Linked DNA regions of Mus musculus: all the other regions are linked to region 2. The links are chromatin loops, found by intact Hi-C in ENCODE. Cell type or tissue: left cerebral cortex. All regions are shown on one strand.

Region 1 (5,000 bases), 350 kb before region 2:
ACCTGAAACTCCTGAAACTCTCAAGCCTGGCTAGGCTGACTGGTCAGTGAACCCCAGGGATCTCCCTGTCTGTTACTCCCCTGTGCAGAGATGATGATGTTTGCTTCCATGGCTAGGCTTCTTGGTTTTAAACCAGGTTGCTGGGGATAGAGCTCGGGTGCTCACATGTGGGCTACAAACACTTTACCAACTGAGCCAGCCCCAGTCCAAGAAGTCTTTCTGTCATTGCTAAGCCACCAAGAGCATAGCTGGAGAGAGACAGCTGCTCGAGACTTCCTTCTAGGTCAGAAGTTTTCAGGCCATCCTTCTAGCGTCAGTAGGATGAGAGGGCGGGGTGAAGCCTCTGGTCACAAGTGTATCAATTTGACAGAGCTTTTCTCACTTCTATTTTGGAGCTACGTTTGAGGAAAAGTCCCTGGTAAATACATTAATCTTTTTATTGATTAAATTTTATTCTTTGAGAATTTCATACATTTATACAATAAAATATGGTTGCATCCACTCTATTCTTCTCCTTTAACTTCCCCTGGATCTCCCTACACATGTCCACCTCTGCACTTCATGCCTTTTCCTTTGCTTTTGAAAAGCCCACTAAGACCATGTGGTGTTGTCATTTATGTGCATGGGTCTGAGGCCATTCACTGGAGCACAGGAAACCTACAAGTTTCCACAAACCCAAAGTCTCTCTCTCTCTCTCTCTCTCTCTCTCTCTCTCTCTCTCTCTCTCTCTCTCTCTTTCTCTCTCTCTCTCTCTCTCTCTCTCATCCCCCCCCAGGGGGCTGTCAACAATCAATCATTCCTCATTAAGAGATGAAGTCTGGAGAGCACATACCCTATGGGTGAAGTATAGCTGCCTTCATCTTGTGCAGCAATCACAGTAGAGCTGAGTTCATGGAAGCAACAACCATGCCATATCTGCTGGACAGCATTTCCTAACATTCCTCCCCACCACAGGCTCTTGGGTTTTTCTGCTTCCTCTTCAGCATTATTCTTTGAGCCTTGGTGGAAGTTGGAGAAACAGGAGGGAAGTGGTCAGATTTGGGCTGAATACTCATGGCCACTCATTCTTGGCATATGAATCAGTTACAAATCTCTGCATAGACTACTGTCCACTGTAGAAATAATCTTCTCTGATCAAGGCTGAGAGCATCTAAGTTCAATGGGTATAAATATACAATCATCTCAAAAGAAAAGAGAACCCCCAGCTCTTCAACACACCAACAGCTCCACCATCCTGTTGTCATTACACAATCAACCTGAGAGGTTTATTGCCCACCCACTTGCAAGCTGACTGTTATTAGCCAATTAAAGAGGAGACTTGCCATCTTTTATATATCATACTTAATGAATTAGATAATCTCAGCATAGTTACCATGGTACACTATTTATAAAGACCTGAAATTTGCTTCTAATTTTTCAACTGATTAGAGTTTAATTTCTCTTGTAAATTGCCCATAAGTAACAAGTACACCATAGCAGGGCATCCAGGTTTACAGCAAAATAAAATTTATAGGATTGAGCTTCTTCAGTTCTGAAGCTAAACACAGTACACAGGTTTTCCTTGTCAGTAAATCTCTCTCTCTCTCTCTCTCTCTCTCTCTCTCTCTCTGTGTGTGTGTGTGTGTGTGTGTGTGTGTGTGTGTGTGTGTGTGTGTGTTTAAAGCAGAGTCTCACAGAGTCAAGGCTGGTCTCAAATTTATTATATAGCAAATGATGGCTTTGAACTTCATATGCTACTGCCTATCCCCTCCAAGTCCTGAGATTACAAGCTTGCACCACCAACCCTGGCTTTATGCTGTGATGAGGATCAAAACCAGGACCTCAAGGGTGATGGGTAAACGCTCATCTCACTGTGAAACTCCCCTGGCTGTGCACCACTGTGTTCTCCAGACTCATTTGAACAAGAAAGGCACAGATGACTTGACATATAGAAATAGAAAAACACAGCCACAGTGACAGAGAAATAGTGGTTCTTCCTTTAAATACAGTATGTTCCCTCTCTGCCTTCATTGTGTCTCTTTTGACTATAAAGGCACTCCGATAAAAATAAAGAGGAGACCTTCTACCTGAGTACATTTGAGTGATGTATTTTTCTCTCAATACCTTTAAATAAACCAGATCATATTATGTTTTTCTCATCTACCCCTCTGCCTCTACCACCCTCTGTCTCAGATGTACGTACCTCATTACAACACACGTCACTCATTTTTAGTCTCTGACTTGCCAGCATCCCACACAGACCTGCTGTTCCATCTCTACATGTTAATTCCCATAAATAACTGATATCCAAATTAGAGTCTTGGCGATACACTAGGAAAACTTCTGTTGAGAATCCTGAAACTCAACGGTTATTTAAGGCACTGGAGGTTGTTAGAGATTTGTTGAATTCTTTCTTGAGATTTCAACAAGACACACATTACAGAAGGTTCATACTGTCCATTGTGAAAATGTCGTCACATATAAAGTACCACAAAAGTAGCTAGAGAAGATTCCACAGCAACTCCTAAGTAATGCATATGTCCATAAGCTGCTTACACAGATACAGGATAAATTATATACCAAACACATATGTGGCTCACTGGATATTGAGAGATATAGAGCACTTTAAGGGTTTTAGATTAAGATAGATTAAGATGTTCATTCACTACACACAGAGAGAGAGAGAGAGAGAGAGAGAGAGAGAGACAGACAGACAGACAGACAGACACACACACACACACACACACACACACACACACACACACACACCTTGACAATAAGTACCCACACTATGCTCTCAAGTTACTCCAAGGTCCAAAACAAATACACTGCTGCTTCAATTTGCTGAAATAACCTGGGAAGTATATGTCTAAATTTTCTAGTTCATGAAATGTGAATTGAGGATGAATTGATTTGTCTTCTTTATTCTTTAGAAGGGATCTAGCCAGAGGAAGTTTCAGCCTAGCACACAAGGGAAACACTATTGAGAGAATGAATGACCTGTCCATGCTGGAGGCACAGGTTAAACTAGTCAAGATCAATAGTTAGCTACCGCTACCTGCACCCTTTTTGTCAGCTCTATCTTCCACAAAAATTCTGGCTTTTCAGAACTATTTTCAGGGCACCAGAGAAGGCCAAAAATATTCTTATTGGAGAATGTTAACTTGTTTCTGTAGAAATTTTGCCAGACAGTGATGGTACACACCTTTAATCCGAGCACTTGAGAGGCAGAAGCAGGCAGATTTCTGAGGTTGAGGCCAGCCTGGGCTGCAGAATGAGTTCCAGGACAGCCAGGGCTATACAGAGAAGCCCTGTCTCAAAATATATATATATATATATATATATAGATAGATAGATAGATAGATAGATATAGATATAGATATAGATATAGATATATAGATATAGATATATAGATAGATAGAAAGATAGAGAGAGAGAGAGAGAGAGAGAGAGAGAGAGAGAGAGAGAAAACCTTCTATTCTTAGTCAAGATTTCTCATCTTTGTCATTCTAGGAGAAAAAGAGCCACAGATGATACACAAATAGGTTTTACAAAAGTTAGTAAGTCGTGGGTCTTATTTGTTCTGTGATGCGTAGTGTGCAAGCCCCTAGAACTAATAGAAGGCAGGAATCCAGTTAAGTATTTCCCATGCCCCAGTGGATGACCCCAGGGCCCAGTGAATGCTACCATGCTCTCATGGATAACTCCATGCCCCAGTGAGATAACCCCATATCCGTGCATTTAAATGAAGCACTGGCTAACTGATTGGACTCAGTGAGTTTAAAAATGTGTTCATCAATTAGAATTTATAAAATGAAAACATGAAGTTGGTTCCAGGGTAAATGGAATGGAGCAAGTGAGGGATGGATATTTATACAAGTATGAACTTGAAAGAAATAAAAAAAAAAAATAAAAATGAGGGCTAACACCTGAATTGTCACTTATACCTGCTAGGAGAGGGAAAGAGGGGGAAAGTCAGTTTTTTTGTTTTTTGTTTTCCTAATGGAGTGCCACTAGGTATATCAACCATTTGAGGGCAGGTCTTGTGTTCAGGAGAGGTTAACAGATATATGGTGGATTCCACAGCTTTTATGTGCTTCTGTTTGTATGTGGTTTAGTTGGGCTTTGAGGAGGTTGTTTTCTTGGTTGGGGGCAAGTTGTTATGTTGGGGTTTTGTTCTTTCAGATCTTGAAGTCTAGTAGGTGGGCAAAGGGAGATCTGGGGAGACTTGGGGAGGAGAAGAATGTGATCAAGATATATTTAGATGTAGAAGGTATTTTGAAGAGTGAAAAATAAAATAAAATGCTATAGAATAAAAAAAGAAATCAGGACAATTCAAAAATGATGAGAAATAGGAAGTATTGAATAGAGTCTTCTTGATTTAAATTACTAATAGTAGTTTAAATGTATATTCATGCTTACTAAAATTTATAATCACCTACTTACATCTATTCCTGTAGCTGTACTTCACATTAACAAAAAGTCACATAAAAAGAATTTAATAAAAATTAAAAATGAGAAAGAATACATAAATAAAAATTTAATATTGGAAAACAAATCTTCCCCATAACAACTGACACTTCTAAAATTTGTCAAGGGAGGCTATGAAAAATAATGGTTCTCTCGGTGTAAAGTGTGAAATGTTGTCAAGGTCTTTGCCTGAGTTGTAATTAAGATGACTTATTAACCGAAGATTAAAAGGGACCTATTGTCCTAGGTATTCTAAACTCATATTACAGTCATTCAAATGAATTGCCTGCCTGTTCACATTTTGTCTTAAGCATGGCAAACCTTGACATAATGGTCCAACTAGGACTCGAATCAACTTAATTAAGCAAGAGCAGCATGGAAACATGTACACTCTTAGTTAAATTAATTTCTCTTTTGTAAGGAGTCATGAGAAGAATATGCATTAGCATATGAACCATGAAAATATATCCATTCACTCCCCAAATGGGATATAGTCACCAATATCCTTCTACAAAATGAAGTGCTTACTTAATAACTAGAAACAACACACA
Region 2 (5,000 bases):
TGCAAGCTTTTGCGAGAAACTGGAAGAGGCTAGTTGGCTAAGGAGTCTTTGGGACCCGCTATGTAAATCCTGCTGCCTCCAAAAGAGACAAAAAGTATCTGGCCATTTGGAATCTACAGTGAACTGTGGATGTGTTGGAGTCTCTAGCCGATGCACCACCACCATGCACTGCCTAATACTTCTCTACCTAGGTCTTGTCACCTAAAAGGAGGGGATTTCTACTTAGAAGAATGTTTCAAATGTAGAAACGTATGAGAGAGAGACTTCTCCATCGGTCCATAAGAGAAAATTCTAGGTAAATTCCACGCATAGGCCACTAATCCTGAGCAGATTTTTGGCTCTGAAACCCCTATGTAGTCCCTCAGTACAGAAAAGAATGTTGACAATGAGAAAGACTGGCTGGCCTTCACTCCTTCCCTGGGCTGCTGGGTGCACCCCATTTGGATGTATCAGGGCTCTTTTCTGTAATTCAACTGAAGGCCATAGTGGCTTTTGGGACACTAAGTAATGTTGGTATAGATACCAGCCGTCATCAGACTCAGGGTGCCGCTGACATGTGGCAGAGACGGGTGCACAAGTGATGATAGATAGAGCCCAGGGCTGCCTCTAGATGCCCTAAAAACAAGAGATAATTCTCATGATGAAGACTGCTCCGTCTCAAGAGGTACAACTTGTTACTGTGGGGAAACCCTATCATCAGTTATTAGAGGCTCAAAAGATAGATTCAGCCAATAGCTGCTAGAGACTGCAAGTCTCAACACCCCAAAATGGAATATGTCATAAAAGACAAAAACACAAAGAGAAAGGACATCACCTAGAAAAGATTCCTTTCTTTTCCAAATAGAACTGAGAGGCTGGGTCTGGCCCCTGTCTGTTGTAGTTTGAATGTGAAGTGTTCCTCATGGGCTCCTATGTTTTAACACTTGGTCCCTTGTTGATGGCTCTGATTTAGAAAATAAAGCCTTGTTGGTGAAAGTGGGTCCCCTAGGGCCTTGAGGCTGTGTAGCCTGTCCCCACTTCTACTGATCACAGATTCTAGGCAGCCAGGCACCTTGCCCGTCTGTCTTCATGCTTTCTCCACCACAAAGGGCTGCCTGTATCCTTCCCTAAACTAAGCCACAATAAACCCTTCCTCCTCACCCATGTTTTCTCACAGCAATGAGGAAAGAAACACAAAAACTCCCAACCCAGAAGGCAGCAGAAACAGACCCACAGTGGGACCTTAATAAATATGTATAAGGGGGCTGGACATGGTGGCTTGCATATGCAGTCTCTGCACTTGTGAGGCCATGGTATGAAGATCATGAGTTCAAGGACACCCTGTGATGTATTGTGAGGTTCACAAACCCTGTCTCAAAAAAAAAAATGACTAAGTCTCAGGTTTCAGCTGACTGAAGTCCTATATAGGAAAGAAGAGGGGTGGGGGAGAAGGAATGACAATAGCTTTGAGGTTAGCTCTCTGTGGCCAGCCTGGGCCACGTAATATTGAGCACATGAGTCACCTGGGGAATCTCTATAAAAATGCAGATCTGGATTCACTGGGTATAGAAGGAAACATGAGAGCCTGGGTGCCTGGCTTCCAAATGAAGGTGGCATAGTCCACAAGGTTGGAAGGATTTTAACTTCAGTGCAGAGGAGGCAGAGACAAGAGGATCCCTGCTGCTCAGAAGCCAGCCAGCCTATCCTAGGAGTGAGATCCAGGCCAGTGGGAGGGAGTCTTAAAAAGCAAGGTGGATGACTTCTGAAGAACGAGAGCCAGGGCTGACCTGCAGCTTCCTTCCACATGCATACATACCTTCTATGTGTGTGTGCACGCTCACGAGCGCACAAGTGAGGTGAGGTGTGGGAAGAGGAAGGAGGCAGGAGGCAGGGAAGGAGGGAAAAGGGAGGGAGAAAGAAAGAGATTGTCTAGATTTGAAGTCAGAGCACTAACCAGGTATCTCACCCTCCATCGTCTGCTGTAGAAAGCAAGGAGGGTGCCAAAATCCCATCTATACCGACATCAAAAACCATCAGGATAAATAAGTAAGAATTTTTAAATTATGTCCTGACATGACTCCATCAAGAGTTTCAGATATCATTTCAACTAGCTTCTTTTTGTCTAAGTAAGAAGAAATGCTCAGAGATGTATTAACTCGCCCAAGGTCTTCCTGGTGACTGATTGGCTATGGAGGCTGGACCAAAGCCTTCCCTTCGCCTGCCCATCTAGCATCCTTCTTGGTGCTGACTGCACAGTCTGCCGGGTAAACAGCACTGCAGCTCTGGATGTTGTTTACTTGGCTGTGCCTTTCCACAATGCTGTTGCATAACGCTTGGCTAAAACTGAGCCTTCCCATCCCTCCAAACTTTACCTGTCACTCCATCCAGATTAGCCACAGCCAGGCACATTGGTTCCCTGCGTCATGGCCCTGAAACCAACTGTTACACCACACTTGCTGCTCTGATATATGAGAGAACAGAAACCAAATAAATGAGGGAGAGAGAGGGGGGAGGAGGGAGAAAGAGAGAGAGAGAACCAGCCAACAGAGCAGACACTGAGCTGGGATTGAAACCCATTTTGATTCCCTGTGCACATTGCAAATCTTTTCAGACAGAACACAGCCCTTCACAATTTGCCAGACCCTCATTAGCTCAGCAGTCTGTTGTCTTAATACCAAAATCCTGCATATCGATAGAAATTCAGATGAAGGGAAATTAAATTTAAAGACAAACATCCTGTCATTTATAGGTCCAGTTTAAGAATCCTGCCCTCCAATAATTTTGGAATAATCTTGAGACTGATTGTTTTTGGTTTGTTTGGTTTGGGGTTTATTTTTTTTCCCTACAAATATATGATATAAGACTGTTCTGAGACTCCAAGTTGGATTCCCATCTTGGGTCTTCTTGCCTCCCAAGCTGGGTCTCCCTTAGTCTCATGGATTTTAAGTGCCATCTAGTGGTCAACTTTCAAACGTCAAAACTAATTTGAAATTTAACTTAACAAGCATAATTGGAGAATGTGTGGTCTCAAAATCTAGATTTAATCTTATTACCAGAAAATCACCATGGATCAATCACACACAAATTAAAAATATTTAAAAATTATAAATACAAATTTTCAACTAATCCAAAAAAGCAATGTGAGCAACATTTGATAAATTCCCAACTCTTTGATCAAAAATGTATAAAAGCTTTGGAAGGACTTTTTCCCCACTGCATGGTAGAGACATAACTTATTTCTAACTTTAAAGGGTCTTACCACTTGTGTTTTCCATTCGCTCTGACAAATCTACCCATTTTCCCACTACAGAGAAAAAACAATGACTCCGGATTTTACTCCATAGGAAGACAAACTTCTTTATAGTCAGCCCCACATATAGACAGGTTTCAGAGGTATTCCACCAGCTATGAATGAAGAATTTCATCTTTCCTAAACATGCAGGTGTTTCCCCGTGTCACTGTTCTCTAAACAATTGAGTACCGCCATTTGCATAGTAGTTGCATTGACTTACGCATTATGAACTCTAGGGAGTTGAACAAAGCACTTGAGAGGCTATGTGCCTGTTGCAAGCAAATGCTCTGCCAGTCTACATATAGGACTTGAGCATCCTTTGAGCTGGAGGACAGAGCTTATTCCCTCAGATACTGAGAGATAACTGAGCTTGTGGCTTACTCCTTCAAGCAGAAGGCGAGTGAATGCACGGGTCCCCACTGCCCCATTCACACACACTTCAGTACCTATTCTTCTTGAGTTTGCACTCTCATAGCCCCATCACCCGCACTTGGGTGACACTGAATAAATGGTTGTATGATTTCAGTTTCTCTGTCCTTGTATAACAGCAGACAAACCAAGGGGAACAAAAGTGAGGGAGGGTGTCTATAGAACCATCACCACATCCTAAGGGATGGCAGTTCCAGACAAAAACCCATGGATAGCTGCTGTGGCCTCACGATCAGAGGGAAGGTAGGGCAGGACTCCATCTAGTCTGAGAAAATATGTACAAATCAAATGCTGCCTGGGGGCGCTGAGCAGGTATTTCTTCTACTGCACAAATGTAGAGCTGCACAGCAGCTTCCATTTCAAATGATTAGATGTTCTTGAGCAGAGGCTACCACTAAATCCTAGCTCACTGCAGCCCACTGGATTGGGGTTTTGATACTATTTGTTTTCTGAACAAAAATGATAACCATAGACGCATAGACAGAAGCAAAATGTAAGACATAAATCAGCCTTCATGCATTCTGTAGATACAGCTGTCTTAAAACCCTTTGAATATTTTTTCCGTGTACGTGCCTAGGGATAAAGGTTAGGGTCATAAATATACCTGGGTTTAGTCACCTGACTTTTTTCACCTAATATGTGCACCTCTTCAAGCTATTCAGCTCATGGATATATTGCGTGTACTACAATTTAGTGAACCAATTCTTTAATTAGATTACCTCTAAATGATTGTCCTTACATCTAAATAATTCTGAGATTAACTTCCTTACAAACAAATAAGATGATATAAAAATGTACAGGTTGGTTTCTAAAACATGGATTACTGGACCACTGGATGTGGATGTGTTTAAGTTCTGTGATGCACAACCACAAACTGGTTGGAGAAGTGTGGAGATGAGTAACAGTCCTGCCAGTATCCTGCAAGGGGCCACTGGTGGCCTTCTTTTTGAGGAGAGTGGCTGCCATCCACCTTCCCTCCCCTCTATTCTTCACAGTGTCAAGGTATGATGAGAAGGCTCAACCTCCTAATCTTCTACTTTGTGGGTGCGGGTCTTGTGACTGTCAAAGCTGCATGAACATCTCCAGAATCCATCCCAGGACATCTCACACAGGATGTAAGCAATCCCAGGAACAACTGCAAGTCTCTCAGGCTCTGGGAGAAGTGTTAATTGATCTGTCTTCTACATTTCTAAATTACTGTTGTTTAAAGTTTTGTCTGCATTTTGTAATCCCTTTCCAGCTTCCTTATTGTTGTAGAGTAACTTCTATGCTCTCTATAACCCAGAAATTACTAAAGGAG
Region 3 (5,000 bases), 180 kb before region 2:
CCCAGAGCTACTTAAAGCTTGTGGTTTAGTGGAGGAAATAGACATGAAATAATCATTCCTGTAAATCACTGGTACAGAAATTAGAATGTTTGAGATAAAAGAATGACAACAATGGGGAGATGATTCAGTGAGCAAAGTAGCTTGCCGGACAATATGAGTCAATTTCCAAGAATCCTCATGGTAGAAGGATAGAACCAACTCCTGATAGCTGCTCTCTAAGCTTCACACTGTGGGGTGTGTGTGTGTGTGTGTGTGTGTGTGTGTGTGTGTGTGTCCCTACTGTCACTTTAACCAGAACTACTTTTATTGCTACTTTCACAGATAGAAAGCCTGAAGTACATTAAGCACATGGCTCAGGGTCAAAAGGCTAACAACCTGTAAATCCAACTTAAATCCACCCTGCCCCTGGAGTTTATGAGGTTGACCAGGAACTGATCCAAGAGAGTTTGGCTGGGAGACTAACTCAGCCAGAGCTTGAAGGTTTTCAGAAAGTGGCACTGAGAATGGCTTTTAAACCTCAGATCTGGAAAATGGTAGGACTTCCTTAAGAACAGTTGGGAGACTGGGGTGTTCCAGAGGGAGGGAGAGACTGTACCCAACAGTGCAGAGACAAGAGCTGCATCAGAGAAAGAGGCAGTGAGCTCAGGAGCCGTGGGAACCTGACACTGATGTAAGTGAGATGCGGAAATGTCCACAACTAGAGTCTTAATTTTATCCTAAGACTAAAAATAATGGAGTAGAGCAATTGCCCCGTCTCTGTCACTCTAAGTAGCTCACCCGGCCTGGTTGAGATCATTACATTAGAATGAAAAGTCTTGACTTCTCCCAAAAAAATGATGAGTGGAGAGGAAATTTCCCTCCAGCTTCCACAAGAGTTTCTATGACAGTCAGGCTGAGTGGGATGATACTGAGACTCCTCAAAGCTTGCCTTTAAAATACAAAATCTAACAGAAACACCACATGGTAAGCATTCACAGTAGAGGTGACTCAAGTAATAATACATATTTGAAAATCTAGATCATGGGCTGGAGAGATGGCTCAGCAGTTAGGATTACTGACTAAGTCAGGACCTTTGGAAGTACTCCTTCTGAATTCTTATTACTTTGGAAGTACTCCTTCCAAAGGTCCTGAGTTCAAATACCAGCAGCCACTTGGCGGCTCACAACTATCTGTAATGAGATCTGATGCCCTCTTCTGGAGTGACAGCTACAGTGTACTTACATATAATAAAATAAATAAATCTTTAAAAAGAGAAGAGAAGAGAAGAGAAGAGAAGAGAAGAGAAGAGAAGAGAAGAGAAGAGAAGAGAAGAGAAGAGAATCTAGATCATTAGAAATAACCAGAAAAGTATATAGAGGAATACTTTGGAATGTGGAATCTGTACATAAATATAAGAAGGGGGTGAAAGCTAAATAAACAATCAATGGTGTGCTCCCCAAAATGAATTCAGTTATAATCACTACCATCTTATCAAAAGGAAAACAAAAGTATATATCATAGACATCTGAGTCCATCTCTATGGAGATGATTAAACACTGCCCTGGCTCAGGAAGTTAGATCAATGAGTTAAAGGTGATTGCAGCCAATCCTGCCATCCTGAATTCAATCCTCAGTACCTATCCACCCACATGGTACTAAGAAAAAGCCAACCCATCCACACGGTGGTACAAGGACAAAACAAATTAGACACACACACTAAATAAATAAGCAAGTAAATAAATAAATACATAAATAAATAAATGTTTTGAATTTTTCCAAAAGGTCTGCTTAATATTGGTAACAACGATGTTTCCTAATTGTATTTTTAAATGACAAAAGGTATACAAAACAGCATGAGTTTATTCTGTTTTGTGTTTATTATGTGTTTGATAACATTATAAAGGAATTTCATTAAGCAACATAAACTCATCTGTTAATACAGAGAATGACTAGCAATCATATGCATAAAATAGCAATGCTAATTATTTTTAAAACTATCTCCAATTTGATAATTCTTGATTTCTAATAAACTTTCAGTAAAAATTTATTTTATAATAAGAAAACTGCACTTTAGTGTGCACTAACGTAAACTTTCTAATGCACAGTTGGAAAAGGGGCAGCTGCAGGACATGCTTCTGAAATTCAAGAAAAGTTTATTTTAGAGCTTTAAATAGAACTTAAAATTTTAATATTAAAAAACAAAACCCTTCGCTTCCTCCTTCCTTCTCTTGTGTGTGTGTGTGTGTGTGTGTGTGTGTGTGTGTGTGTGTGTGTGTGTGTGTGAGTGTGTGTGTGTGTGTGTGTGTGTGTGTGTGTGTGAGTGTGTGTGTGTGTGTGTGTGTGTGTGTGTTGTCATTTAAATGAGAAATGTCTCCCACACACTCATGGCTCATAGTGGGTGGTTCTCTCTAGGAATGTGCTAGAAGCCTTTAAGAGTTGGAGCATCCCTGGAGGAAGCAGGTTCCTGGGGAAGGCCTCTATGGCTCTACAGCTGGGCCTCACTACCAGTTCCCTCTCTACTTCCTGAATGTAGATAAGTTGTTATCAGTCCCCTGCTCCTGTCACTAGACTTCCACACCATTATAGACTTTATCTCCCTGAAACCACAAACCCAAAGAAAGTCTTTCTCTGTTACACTTTTCATCTCAGGTTATTTTATCACAGCAACATGCATGTAAATAACTAAGATGGTATTATGTGCACATGTACCTGCAGACATGTACATACAAAAACACAAATGTGCTATGTATTTCCCAAAAATTCACAAATTGAACTCATCAACAGTATGGCCTTGGTAAAACTCTCATGACTGAAACGTGTGCCCTTATAAGTAAGGACTTCTAGTTTGTCCCATCACACAAAGTTATGACAAAAACATGACCACCTGAGAAATAGCTGCTGTGTAAAATACAGCCAGTCTTTTGGTCTTTGTTCAAAAAGGAACAGGACATACATAGATGCTTGATGGTAACTTCCTGGAAATGTCAACTATGTTTAACTCACTGTCAAAAGCTGAACTTTCCACAGGGATGCTTTGGGATTTTTGATGTAGTTCAGTATTCCCCAGTTTCCTCTGCAGCCCACCAGGTGGCAATGGGACGTACGCTTAGCCCAGAAATAGGTTTCATTTGAGTATAAATATTGCACAAAGATGAAGTGAAACCTCATTATGTGATTTTTTTTTTTCTAGAAATGTCTGGTACCCTAAGAAATAACCCCTGAGCGCTGCTGTGAGTATACATATTTTACTAACTGGATTGTAGTGGCAAGTGCTTATGGGTAGTCTCCTTTCTCTCCTCTCGTACAGAAACACAATCCCAAATACGCATCTCCCCTCCGAGTCCACATGCCCTCAGGCAGTGGCTAACAGAGCTGGCTTCGTCCTTTATGTTGAGTTGAATAACTCGTGGCAGTAAAGCACCAGGCTGGCAGCCCTGCCACTGAAGGCAGCCAATTGATCACACTTGATGGATGGCACCATGGTGCAAACAGAGTGTGGAGAGATCCCTTGTCAGGAGCCGGATCCACCGATGCGTGGCACCAGGTTCTCCCTGCTTCCTAAATGCAAGTCAAAGACGTGTCTGCTTGTATGGACTTCACCTCCCGTACCCTGTGCTGAGCAGAGACCTCCATTTGTGAAGTGCATGCTTACTATGGCTGGGTAAAAATTGCTTTGTCTGCTCTCATGCTTGTAGTATTTAAGTAAGCAAATTAATCCCAAGCAACTAAGGGGTCTTATTATCTGACCCATGAGAGTAAATTTAAATTCTCCACTCCACCTAATGTTGTGGAACCATAAACCCGAATAAAACCTTTCTTCTGTAAGTGGACCTGTTCACGGTGTTTTATAACAGCAACAGAAAGGTCACTGGTGTGATACATGCTGAGCCATCTCTCCAGTCGACATTGTTGTCCTTGTCGTTGTTTTAAACAAAGATGATTTTGTGCTTTTTTTTCCCTAACTCAAACTCACACTCCATCTGTACCTTCTAATAGACCACATGTTGTCTATTGACAATGTAGCAACCTTCTGTTGTGACTGTCCCCCAGCAGGCTTGGATGCCCATGACATGTCATCTATAGGTTACTCTCTGAAATTATACTGTCTTCTTATTCCCATTCATTTCCACTTTTGCAAAAAGGATCCCCAAGATAGAGCATTTTTACCACTGTATCTTCAATGTAAATCTCAGCAAAAGAAAGGCTTTCACCAAATAACATCAGAAAATCTAACTCAAACAATATCCTTTCTGCCATATGCAGTATACTAAGTACTTCTTATATTTCCTTTCGTTGAATTTTCAAAAATAATGACATGTTGAGAATAATAATGCTCATTTTATTGACAAGAAGATTGAGTTTGGTTTAAAAAAAATAGATAACTTGCCTGGGATCCGAAAGTGAAACAGAGGCAGAGCTGGGATGTACATACCAGGCTGCCTCACTCCAAGACTGCTTCTGTAAATGCTGTGCCCAGTGCTCCTTGTACTGGCTGGTTTTGTGTCAACTTGTCACAGCTGGAGTTATCACAGAGAAAGGAGCTTCAGTTGAGGAAATGCCTCCATGAGATCTGGCTGTAAGGCATTTTCTCAATTAGTGATCAAGGGGGAGGTCCCCTTGTGGGTGGTGCCATTTCTGGGGTGTAGTCTTGGTTCTATAAGAGAGCAGGCTGAGCAAGCCAGGGGAAGCAAGCCAGTAAAGAACATCCCTCCATGACCTCTGCATCAGCTCTTGCTTTCTGACCTGCTTGAGTTCCAGTCCTCACTTCCTTGGTGATGAACAGCAATGTGGAAAATGTAAGCTGAATAAACCCTTTCCTCCCCAACTTGCTTCTTGGTCATGATGTTTGTGCAGGAATAGAAACCCTGACTAAGACACTCCTAATGGATCCATTGAGGCTGAGGATAAGAAGGTGGGGACTTTAAGTCAACTGACTTGCCTTTAGCAAGCATAATAGGACAAATCAGAAGATGGCACTAAAAGTATCTAGTGACAACATAGCCGCTGGACCTGGAGAGATG
Region 4 (5,000 bases), 110 kb before region 2:
GATCGCTCCATGTATACTTTTTGGTTGGTGGTTTAGTCCCTGGGAGCTCTGGGTAGTCCAGTTAATTGATATTGTTCTTCTTATGGAGTAGCAATCCCCTTCATTTCCTTCAGTCCTTCCCCATTGCAGTCCCCAGGCTCAGTCGGATGGTTGACTGTGAGTATCTGCATCTGTATTGGTCAGGTGCTGATAGAACCTCTCAGGGGACAGCCATATCAGGCTCCTGTCAGCAAGCGTTTCTTGGCAACAGCAATAGTGTGGGGATTTGGTGTCTGCAGATGGGATGGGTCCCTAGGTGGTGTGGTCTCTGTACAGACTTTCCTTCAGTCTCTGTTGAGATAGTATTAATGAAAATGAAAGTATTATCTAGCTAAGAACATAAGAAGAGTGTGTTTCTTGAACAGCCACACCAAGGAGGTAGTGCCATGCAGCCAATTCAAAATGGCAGAGATGGTAAATGACACAAAAATGAATGTACATATTCCTGAACAGAACAGACTGCAAAATAATATAAGTAGAGTGGTTTTATTTTAAAGTATTGGGGCTCTTAAGATTTTTAATTTTTCTTTAATTTATTTTTATATGTATCTGTGTTTTTCCTTCATGCATGTCTGTGTGCCTGGTACCTATAAAGGGAGGCCAGAAGAAGGAATCAGGAGTTCCAGACAGTGAAGTAACAGCCTCTAGGTGCCGAGAATCCAACCTGGATCCTCAGGATGGACAACCACTGAGCCATGTCTCCAGATGCTTTAAAAATATAATTATGTTATATGCATGTGTGCATGAGTACACTGGCCTCAGAGGCCAGATGAGGGCATCCAATGCCCCTGGAGCTGGCTGTGAACTCCCTGACATGGGTGCTAACGACTGAATTGAAGACCCCTGCAACAGTAGCAAGCACTCCTAACCACTGAGCTATCTCTCCTGCCCCCATTTCACAGTATTTGTATATGTGTATTATACATACACACACACAGGTAATATTAAAAAGAAAGAAATATTTTATTTTGTTTTATTTTATTTTATTTTGTCTGGGAACAAAGGCTCAATGTATTTGCCTTTCTTTTTGTTCATTTTTAATTTCTAATTTCATTACAATGTATATGTCTTTAAAAAAATAAAATAAAATAAAATAAAATAAAAGGATCTTGTAGATCCTCAGCTGGCCTCAAACTTGTTATGTGGCCAAAGATGACCTTGAACTTCTGCTCCTTCTACTGCTTGCTACCTCCTGCGCACTGGAATGACACTTGACCATCACCAATGGCCAGTTTATTTGATGACAGAGACAAATTGAAGGATTAATGCATGGTACACCTAAGCCACACCCTCAGCACACACACGTACACACATACTCTCTCTATATAACACACACTCTATATAAATTTGCTTTGACAAGGTGTTCAAAGGTACAAATACCATGGACAAAAGGCTGGACTCCTTGTGTCCTGCTGTGTTCCTGACAGTCAGGCCCCACCCTCCTTCCCTCCTCTGAAGGGCAGCACGGGGAAGCGCAGAAGCGCGGTTCAGAATTCTTTTCAATGTAACTTTTTCTTTTCTTCTTGACACAGGTGCATTGTGCTGCTATCTAAGAGTAAGCAAACATTTTTGTTCTTGCCAATTTTATCTTTCCTTCCCACTTCAAAAGTCATGGGAACTAAGATTTAAGAGTCGCTGGCTGTCATGTGTTGTTTTCTTGAGTGTCCCCCTCCACCCCCGAATTCCACTGTTCTGATCATATCCTGCCGAGCTTCTCAAAGACATCTTATATAATTCAAAAGCCTTATGCTACAAAAAACGTCAACACAGTTTCTCCATAAGCCCTCAGCAAACCAGTGTCAAACACGTTGGCGCCACGGGATAGAGAGTAAATGGTTTTTACATGTTGCGTGTGCTTTTATTCCTTAACAAAAGCTAAGAGAGGAGACCATTTCCTCTCCCTCCCCTCTCCCCTTCCCCAGACATTTTTTCTCTTTCTTCTGCTTCCAGTGCCCTTGAAAGCTGTATTGAACCTGACAAAGGATAGACTAGCAGGGAGTGGGAGAAACTAAAGATGCCAAGGGGTTCCGACTCCCTGTCTGAAAGTCTGTTTAGACAGCACCTGGGTCACCCTCCTCTGATGGGCTTTACTCTGTGTGTTATTGTGTTTATGTCATAAGGGGGAAGAAAAGGAAGCATCCCTCGCTGCAGAGTGCTGCACTATTGAGTTCCAGTGCCTTCCCTTTCCTCTCAGCTACCTCATTCTGTTTGAAGGGACTGCCTTTCCAGTTTCATCTGTGATCGCCCACAACAGTCTCCTCTTTGTTCCGCGGAGTGACCTTTCCCTTTGAGGAAGGGTGAGACGTGTCTTGAAACCTAAACTAACTTTGGCAGAGAGGTCTTTAACAACAACAACAACAAAATAAAAAGGAACAGAGGCCTCCCCGCACAGAAATAAATACTGCTGGTTTCATTGTGATGCGTCGCGTGTTTCACTTTGCATTCTGCTTGGGGATTTCAAAGGACAATGCCAGTGTTCAGAAATGAATGCGACATCACAGGCTGGAGCTTCCCTGGGGTACCGTGGCAGTCCAAGCCTGGCCTTGGAGTTATTTTTATTTCTTGGAAGAGGGTTGGGTTAAGAGGGAGGCTTTCGATCCTGCCAACATCAAGTGGTTTCAAGAGTGAGCAGCTGGACAGTCACCTTGGGAGGGAAGGAGCAGAGCAGTTTGGCCCTGAGACCCAAAGCTTACCAGCTTAATGCATACAGAGAGGAGAAACCCCGGGCCTCCCTTGCCTTAGGCTGAAGCTCTACTTTAAAGTAAAGAACACATATGTTCAAAATGGGGAATTAGAACCCTTTACAGAATGGAGAACCCTCCCTTTTCCAAAAGCCCCTCATCATTGCCACTGTCCACGTGGCATACTCACATGCAGTGAGATTCAGGTAGAGACAGCACAAATTGGATATGGATGGATGGTCCAAGGGGAGACTTTCAAGGTTTTCAGCTGTGAAATTTGAAAGGGCAGCTACAAAGCCTGACACTTCCTCCCACCTTTGCTCCCTGCAAGGAAGCTCTCAGATGTCACCCTAGGCTAGGGCCTGACCCTAGGATGGGTTCCTTTCTTCCCAGGAGCCTAAGGAGACAACTTGCTGAGCACCCCACAAGTTAAAATAAAATAATCTATTGAAGATGTTAAAAACATGTATTGAGATTGCTAGTCAAAGGAAAATATAAATCAAGATGGCTCTATAAAACCACTCCAGCATATAATAGAGTGCTCTGAATAGCATTGAGAAAACGTATTGTTAGATGTCTTTCTACCTCAAATGAGCAAATTCCACCACATGAAGAAGAGCATATCTAAAAATATAATTCTTTTGTTAAGTTCTACAGTTTTCTATGAATACAGAACTATTTTGTATTTAACATGTGCCCCCAAAATAATAAAAAAGTCAAATCAACAAACCTCAAAGTTCAGGTGTCGTAAGAATTGTAACGTTCAGTGTAGAACACACGTGCCCCATACTGGCCATCATCATTACGGCTTCTAAAAGCACTCTGGGCTAATGCATGCAAACAAGAACAGAGAGGCTGCCCAGGTGAAGGATGGTGTTTGTGATGGTCCAGGCCAGGGAGTGGTGTTCATCCCTCTCACGGAGACTTCACACAGGTATAAAGGGGCCTGGAGAAAGATGGGGAAGCTGGGCTTCTACATTAGGAAGATGGACACCAAGGACTCAAGGCAGGGCTATTGTACCTGCTCAAGGGCCCGATACTTTTCAAAATAACTTACTTGAAAACCAAAGAGTCCCAAACACTGCGGTTGAAGTCTTCTGAGAAACCACATAAATGGAAAGGTTCTGGATAATAACTCAAAGCATAAACAGCATGAATCTCCACCGAGGTAAAGAAATGGTTGTACAAACAAAAACAAGGGAGATCAGCTAAATCTTCCATATAGATGCACCCCAAACAGTATATGGGAAACTCCTCACTCCTGAAGAAAGGGCTCTCTATATGTTTCTTTCAAGGAGAACACTATGGAGAAGCAAAGGTGGAGGGTGGGTTATTTGGTGGGAATATAAGATAGACACCACTTCAGCCAAGCAACTGGGTCATCATCTCTAGGACTGAATCATGCTGGTAGCATGAACTGCTTTATATGTTACAAATATACAAATATCATATGGCTTCTTCCCATGCTTCCCCCCCTCCACCATCTCTTCACTCCAGTGTGGCCATGAGAAAAACCATCTGATAAATCGCATTTGAAGTTTATAGCAGGGCAGCTCAGGAGTTTGAGGTATTTGTCACCAAGCCTGACAAGCTGACCTCTGCAAGTTGTCTTCTGACTGTGACACACACATGCATGCACACACACACGAATAAGTAAATAAGTGTAAATTCAATCTCAGGTCAGAAGTTATCTGCAATGTATCTGAGCGGTACCATTCTGAAGCAAAGATTATGATGACTGTGGTAGTGTGGCAGAGCTAAGGAAAGGTGACACTAGGTCTTCTGTAACACTCTAGATGCAGCCTGGAACAGAAGGGGTCTGATCCTGGGCAAATAGGAAGGAAATCAAATGGTAATGTTGGTCTATTTTTAAATGACTTTCATAGAGCCCCAAAGCAATACTTTTCTTGTTTACTTCAACCATTTCCATTTCAAAGAAGCTTCTATCTTGCTTGGTTCCATAAGTCCTTTTGACTAAAGGCTTCTATGGCCAAATGGTGCTACCATTTTCATGAAGACTCTGCCCAGTGAATGAGAGGCCATGTCCACAGTGGAGGAAGAGCTGAGTTCAAGATTCCGAGATCTTATCATTGCTAAATATTTGTTTTCAGATTAACAGGCAAAAAGCCATTTTTTTCATAGCTGTTTTAATGTGAGTGCCTGGTTGTAAATAAAGCCAAGCATTTATGTGTTCTATTTGGGGCATTTTCTAGTCTTTGTTGTGGAATAGCTTATGCTAGTCTTTGTTCGTTTTTCTTCTGTTCATTTACATTAGCTCAT
Region 5 (5,000 bases), 1.7 Mb before region 2:
CCTCAGTGCTGAGATGCATCCAAGTCTGTATGAACCATGTCCAGTCAGTACTTACTAAATCTTGATACTTTTTTCCACTTTTCCATTCAATGAAAGATTTAGTTTACTTTTAGCAGAGGGGGAGTTGCAGACGGGGATGGGGGTAGAGGGATTATAAGCTATTTAATATTGTTACTGCCTCCAAATGCTCCAAACTACTGAGGCATCTTTCCAGCCTCAGATCTTACCATATTGTAAGCCTATTACCATACAAAATAATATTTTCCCATCAACTGTCAAAAATGCTTCTCATATTGTAGATTTAAACAAAAGAAAACTTACACATTTGTGGATAGATAAACATCATGCCTAACTACATATTCATGAGATGAGAAACTAGAAAATACAGACAAAATATCAGAGCAGATGAAATCAAATACACCCTAGTTCCATCTTCCACTTAAAATCTGCTCTGAACATTTCATTCCCACCCCCTCTTCCCCCCCCACATACACAAATAAAATATTCCTGGAAAGAAACCCTACTGCTTTTCATTTTCTTCTAGTTCCTGGCTTCTTTGATCCTACCTGACCTACACTATATATAATATCTGGCCAGCCAATCAAAAAATATTCTTTTAATTTTACTTTTTTCTTTTCTGAATCAACAATTTCCCCTTATCCACCTTCTATCGCTGAATATTTGGGTGGGGTTTGTGTCTCTATGTGAAATACAATAATTTGAAGAGACTGTATATGTATCATTTTCATTGATTGATTTATTTCATTTCAGTACCCACAATTACATTGCCACTTGTGGTATGAATTTGCATTTTAATAAATAGTAAGTCTTAAGCCAAAAACACACATCTCTAAAGTAGCAGCTCAGGCATCAGTCAATGGGGGGGATGGATGTAGGGAACCGGTGATCCCTTTTTTGTTCTTTGAGAAATGTTAGTGACTAGACCAGCATCTGTGACCTTTTGCTCATAAAGCTGAGGGAAATTACGAGTGTTCATCGTCTTTTCCTTCCATTTCAACAAATAATATCTGATCAGATAAACTAAAACCAAAGCATTACTAAAAATTATCCATTTGTGAGGATTGACTCCAGCCATAGAAGTTTCTGTAAAACTCTTTTGATGTTTTCAAAGCGGCTGAATGGGGCCTGTGACTAAGTAGCAGTCTTTGCACTGCTGCGTTTATGTTTTGGGTTACTCTAGGTATTCTTAAATGATTATCTGTCAGAGTAATTATAAAATAGCTAAAACTAGGGAACACAACAATGGAGGTATGGGACCAGAGAGACAGCTCAGTGGTTAAGGTCATATGCTCCTCTTGCAGAGGACCCAGTCTCTACTCCCAGATGCTATGCAGAGACTGCCCATGACTTCACTTCCACTGGATCTCATGCTGTCTTCTGGCTTCTGTAGGCACCAAGCACACACATGGTAAACAGACATACATGCAAGCCAAATACTTATGCACATAAAATGTGTAGGTGTCTGATACAAATTCAGTGAGAAATATAAATTTTTGAAAATCACTCATTTCAGATTTTTTTTTTAATTTCATCAGTACTAATTTCAGGATAGTCTGCAAATTTTAGAAAAGGGCCAGGATAATATAGGAGAATGCTCTTGTTTCTTTCAGGGTGGTAGGCACAACAGAACAGATTATTTGCACAAGAAAAAGTTCATTGGAAAAGTGAATGAGTGTTAAGAGAAACAACTGCAATAATATTGACAAGCTTTAGTTCAGTTATTGTCTGACATCAGATCTCCATTACCCAGACACTTGGTAACCCAAAAGCACTTAAGTTAAATATATAAACTTTTACAAAGTCATATTATAAATCACTTGATAAATGTACAGAGTAATAGGCAGAATAGGTGTTATTGACAAAGGCTGAGAATGGATGATCAGACTTAAAATTTTCATGATGAACTATCTTTAAAAGCATAGTGTGCTCTCTCTCGAATGGGATGGCATCCTTACGTGGTTGTTTTTTGAAAACGAAAATATAGACAAACCAAAAACAATCATAAATACAATAAAAAAATTATTCCTGCCATTAAAAATGAGGACATATCACTCGTGGCACCCTGAAAAGCATTTTAAACCAAAAACCAACTTTCCAAACCTACGGATCACAGACATTTGGAGGGAGAGAGACCTAGGAAGTTGCTAACAGCTGCTGCAGCTGTGAAGCATAAACCCCACCATAAACCTTTTATAATTTATACTACTGGAGCGGCGGGGGGTTGGGGGGGGGGTGATCCTGTGCCTTTAATTTCCCTTTCTGAGCAGGGAAGGCTGCACAGCCCTGACAAGCTCACTTGTTCCTGTCTTTAATGTGCAATCTGTTTTCTCCAGCGGAGGGCACTCAGTGTATCACAAACTCGAGCATTAGCACCAACCAGCTCTGAGCACCATCAGTCTCTGGAAAGCCTTCTGAATTAGACAAGGGCTGCCTCTCAGCACAGCTACAAAACACTTTCAACCTGACCAGCTAAATGGATAAACCTAGCCTGCATAGCTTTTAAACTGGGGTCTCGTACAGCACAGGCGGCCTGCTTGCTTCAACAGCTGAAAAATCCTGAGGATGAATTGCTTTATCTGGGAATGGCAAAAGCCCGCACAATAAGGAATGCCAGGTACTCTGAGGATTTTCCTTTCCTTTTCTTTTTCTTTTTTTTTTTTTTTTCTTTTTTAATCCCTTCTCCTCTCTCTCTCTCTCTCCCTGTCTCTCTCTCTCTCCCTCTTTTTTTTCCCACAGAGAAGTTGGTTACCTCCGAGATGAGCTGTAGCTCTTTTCACAGATTGCCAATTTACTGCTAATGTGCCCCTAGTGAATTATACAATGGTCCTCAGAGCCTAGAGGCCCTCCCCCTCCGGCACCCCCCCCCCCCCGCGGCTTCCTTTTCCCTGCCCCTTCATCCCACCCCGTGCTGATTTTTTTTTTAAGTATACGTATATCTATATTATTTGTGTGTGTGTGTCTGCCTGTCCTCTCCGGGGAAGTTTACATGGGGCTACGGGCTCACATGCGGGCTCAGAATGGTTTGAATGACAGCTGCACTGTGTCATGAAGGTGGTGGTGATTTCTACAGGAGAGACCAAATAAGAAGAAAGCTGAGAGAGGGGGGCAGACGGTTTTTGGATGACAAAGGATGGGTAAGCGAACTTTTGTTGTTTTCTTCTCAGCAAAGCTGATCCTAACCCCCCGCATCCTCAGCTGGGCATTAGCTGCTAAAAGACCAGGAAACAGGCACAAAGCGGCAACCTCTACTTTACCCGTTGTCTCACTATAGTTGCTATTATATTTTTAGATCCTTTTCTTTTGGCAGTGTTTTATTTTTCTTTTCTCTCTCTCTCTCTCTCTCTCTCTCTCTCTCTTTTTAATCTATAAATGCATAGCGCGGACTTAAACACACGCTGGAGGGATAGCTTTAAGACTGTCTCTAGCGTCTGCGTATCCACAGCTTGAGAACAGGGTATGAAATAAATACCGTGTTTGCTTCTATTTCCTGATAATCTGAGCCACGCTTGGGTTCGGGTTGCCGTCAAGAAGATTGTTAACACTTGGCTATGTGGGTGCAGGGGTGGGGTCCCTACTTTATCAGAGGTGGCACCGGAGGCTTGTTTGATCTTGGAAACTGCATCCTGAATACAGCTTCCAAATTTCCAGTAGTCATTTGCCAGTTTTGTTTTTTTCAAGTGTGACTGGCTTTTTTTTTTTTTTTTTTTCCCTCCCTCTTTCTCCTGTCTGGGAGAGCTGGGTTGTATTTCAATGAGACTGAAGCTGACAAGAAAACAGAGTGCAAGATCGAGTTAAATTTTAAATTATATAAATAAATAGAAAGATAAATAAATAAAAGAAGAAGAGAGGGGGGAAAAAAGGACAACTCTGAGGGGGGCATTTTTAGACTAGGATGTTATCTCTTAGTTTAAAAGATGACTATTTAAAAAGAAATTACAGCCTGCAGTAGTCACTCTCTGTCTGTCTGTCCCTCTCCTTCCCGTTAAGAAATAATATACCTACTATTGAAGGTGGAGAGGAGTCCCCTCTCACGCAATGATTTCAAAATGCGGCATAAATGCTAATAGATTGCAACTTTGCAGGCTTTCTGAAGTTAATGGAGGCAGGGAGAGATGGAAAAGCTCTCAGTGAGAGACTTCAGTAGGTCAGGATGGTGGGGAGGCTGATAGCAGGCTTCCTTCCTTATCTCTCAAATTTGCAAGGGCAACTATCTGATGATAAAGACAGCAATGTATCTAATAACGTGATTAGTTTATATTCTGCATATTTTGTATACAAACTTGCTCTCTTAGCTAGGGCTGGGGGTGTCTGTGGTATGGGTGATCATGTGTCTTAGCTCATGTATTCCTGGACATGGGGCCAAAGTACACAATAATATATGTTTCTTAACCATCTGTTATAAACCATGTTCTGTGGGCTGTCTGTGTATATTCCCTTGCCATTTTTCTGGGCTCGGGGATTGCAGCCCTTGTGTGTAGTCAGTATGTAATTCAGGGAGAACAAACTTCTACAGCATCCCGGAAGCTCTTTTGCTAAATCACAGCCTGTTAGCTCAACTAGGAAAGAGATGCCAGAACCAGGTGTCCTAAGTCATGGTTCTGACCTTACCAAAGGATGCAGTATAGTTCTGTTCAGTACTATGGGTCGATACAGTGACATCCAAATGTTATTGTTAGTCAAATGTCAGCATTCAATGAAAAGCAATGCCAGAGCGTTTCAGGGTTGGGATAGAGTAGCACTCTGGAAACTCAGAGAGGTTTTTTTCACAGATCTATAGTTCTGTGATGTTATGAGACTAAGGAGGAAAGAATGAGGTCTAAGCAGCAAGCATGGAGCACTAAAGGAAGTAAGATTTTTAATTGTTAAAATGTGGTCTTAAATGTCCTATACGGTTCTTACCTTAAGACAGGACATCCCTGCTCTGGGTGAGCCAGGGGTACCAATAGTGACTGTCAGTGTGACACCCCTAATCTGGACGA

What was found. A loop is a pair of places that touch in the nucleus more often than their neighbours do. Peaks named below come from ENCODE experiments on the same cell type or tissue, not always from the same donor. Only the 100,000 strongest peaks of a DNase experiment are listed, where the experiment ranks them.
Region 1: a loop joins it to region 2, with 2.5 times the contacts of the local background. A loop is called at or near these places in 2 of 42 quality-filtered maps.
Region 3: it touches region 2 in a loop (2.4-fold over the local background); 2 of 42 quality-filtered maps call a loop at or near these places.
Region 4: a loop joins it to region 2, with 5 times the contacts of the local background. A loop is called at or near these places in 2 of 42 quality-filtered maps.
Region 5: a loop joins it to region 2, with 6 times the contacts of the local background. A loop is called at or near these places in 4 of 42 quality-filtered maps.

The regions. Positions count from the first base shown.
Region 1 is chr6:81,411,577-81,416,576 of GRCm38, forward strand. No RefSeq gene overlaps it. Among named protein-coding and RNA genes, the nearest start is that of Gm38838, 32 kb to the right of the region's middle. In left cerebral cortex, no CTCF peak of the experiment used is centred here; a DNase peak (open chromatin) is centred at 2,242; H3K27ac peaks cover 546 bases.
Region 2 is chr6:81,766,470-81,771,469 of GRCm38, forward strand. No RefSeq gene overlaps it. Among named protein-coding and RNA genes, the nearest start is that of Gm32223, 40 kb to the left of the region's middle. In left cerebral cortex, a CTCF peak has its summit at 2,941 (motif pointing left); DNase peaks (open chromatin) are centred at 1,602, 2,434 and 2,912; H3K27ac peaks cover 1,596 bases.
Region 3 is chr6:81,586,517-81,591,516 of GRCm38, forward strand. No RefSeq gene overlaps it. Among named protein-coding and RNA genes, the nearest start is that of Gm26264, 49 kb to the right of the region's middle. In left cerebral cortex, a CTCF peak has its summit at 3,050 (motif pointing right); DNase peaks (open chromatin) are centred at 690, 861, 2,382 and 3,415.
Region 4 is chr6:81,658,649-81,663,648 of GRCm38, forward strand. No RefSeq gene overlaps it. Among named protein-coding and RNA genes, the nearest start is that of Gm26264, 23 kb to the left of the region's middle. In left cerebral cortex, no CTCF peak of the experiment used is centred here; DNase peaks (open chromatin) are centred at 1,702 and 2,426; H3K27ac peaks cover 1,979 bases.
Region 5 is chr6:80,016,552-80,021,551 of GRCm38, forward strand. Lrrtm4 (leucine rich repeat transmembrane neuronal 4) reads left to right here and starts at 2,326. Exons shown (of 3, transcript NM_001134743.1): 1 at 2,326-2,635. The coding sequence starts at 2,629. In left cerebral cortex, a CTCF peak has its summit at 2,365 (motif pointing right); DNase peaks (open chromatin) are centred at 2,393, 3,120, 3,504, 4,222 and 2 more places; H3K4me3 peaks cover 2,999 bases; H3K27ac peaks cover 1,984 bases.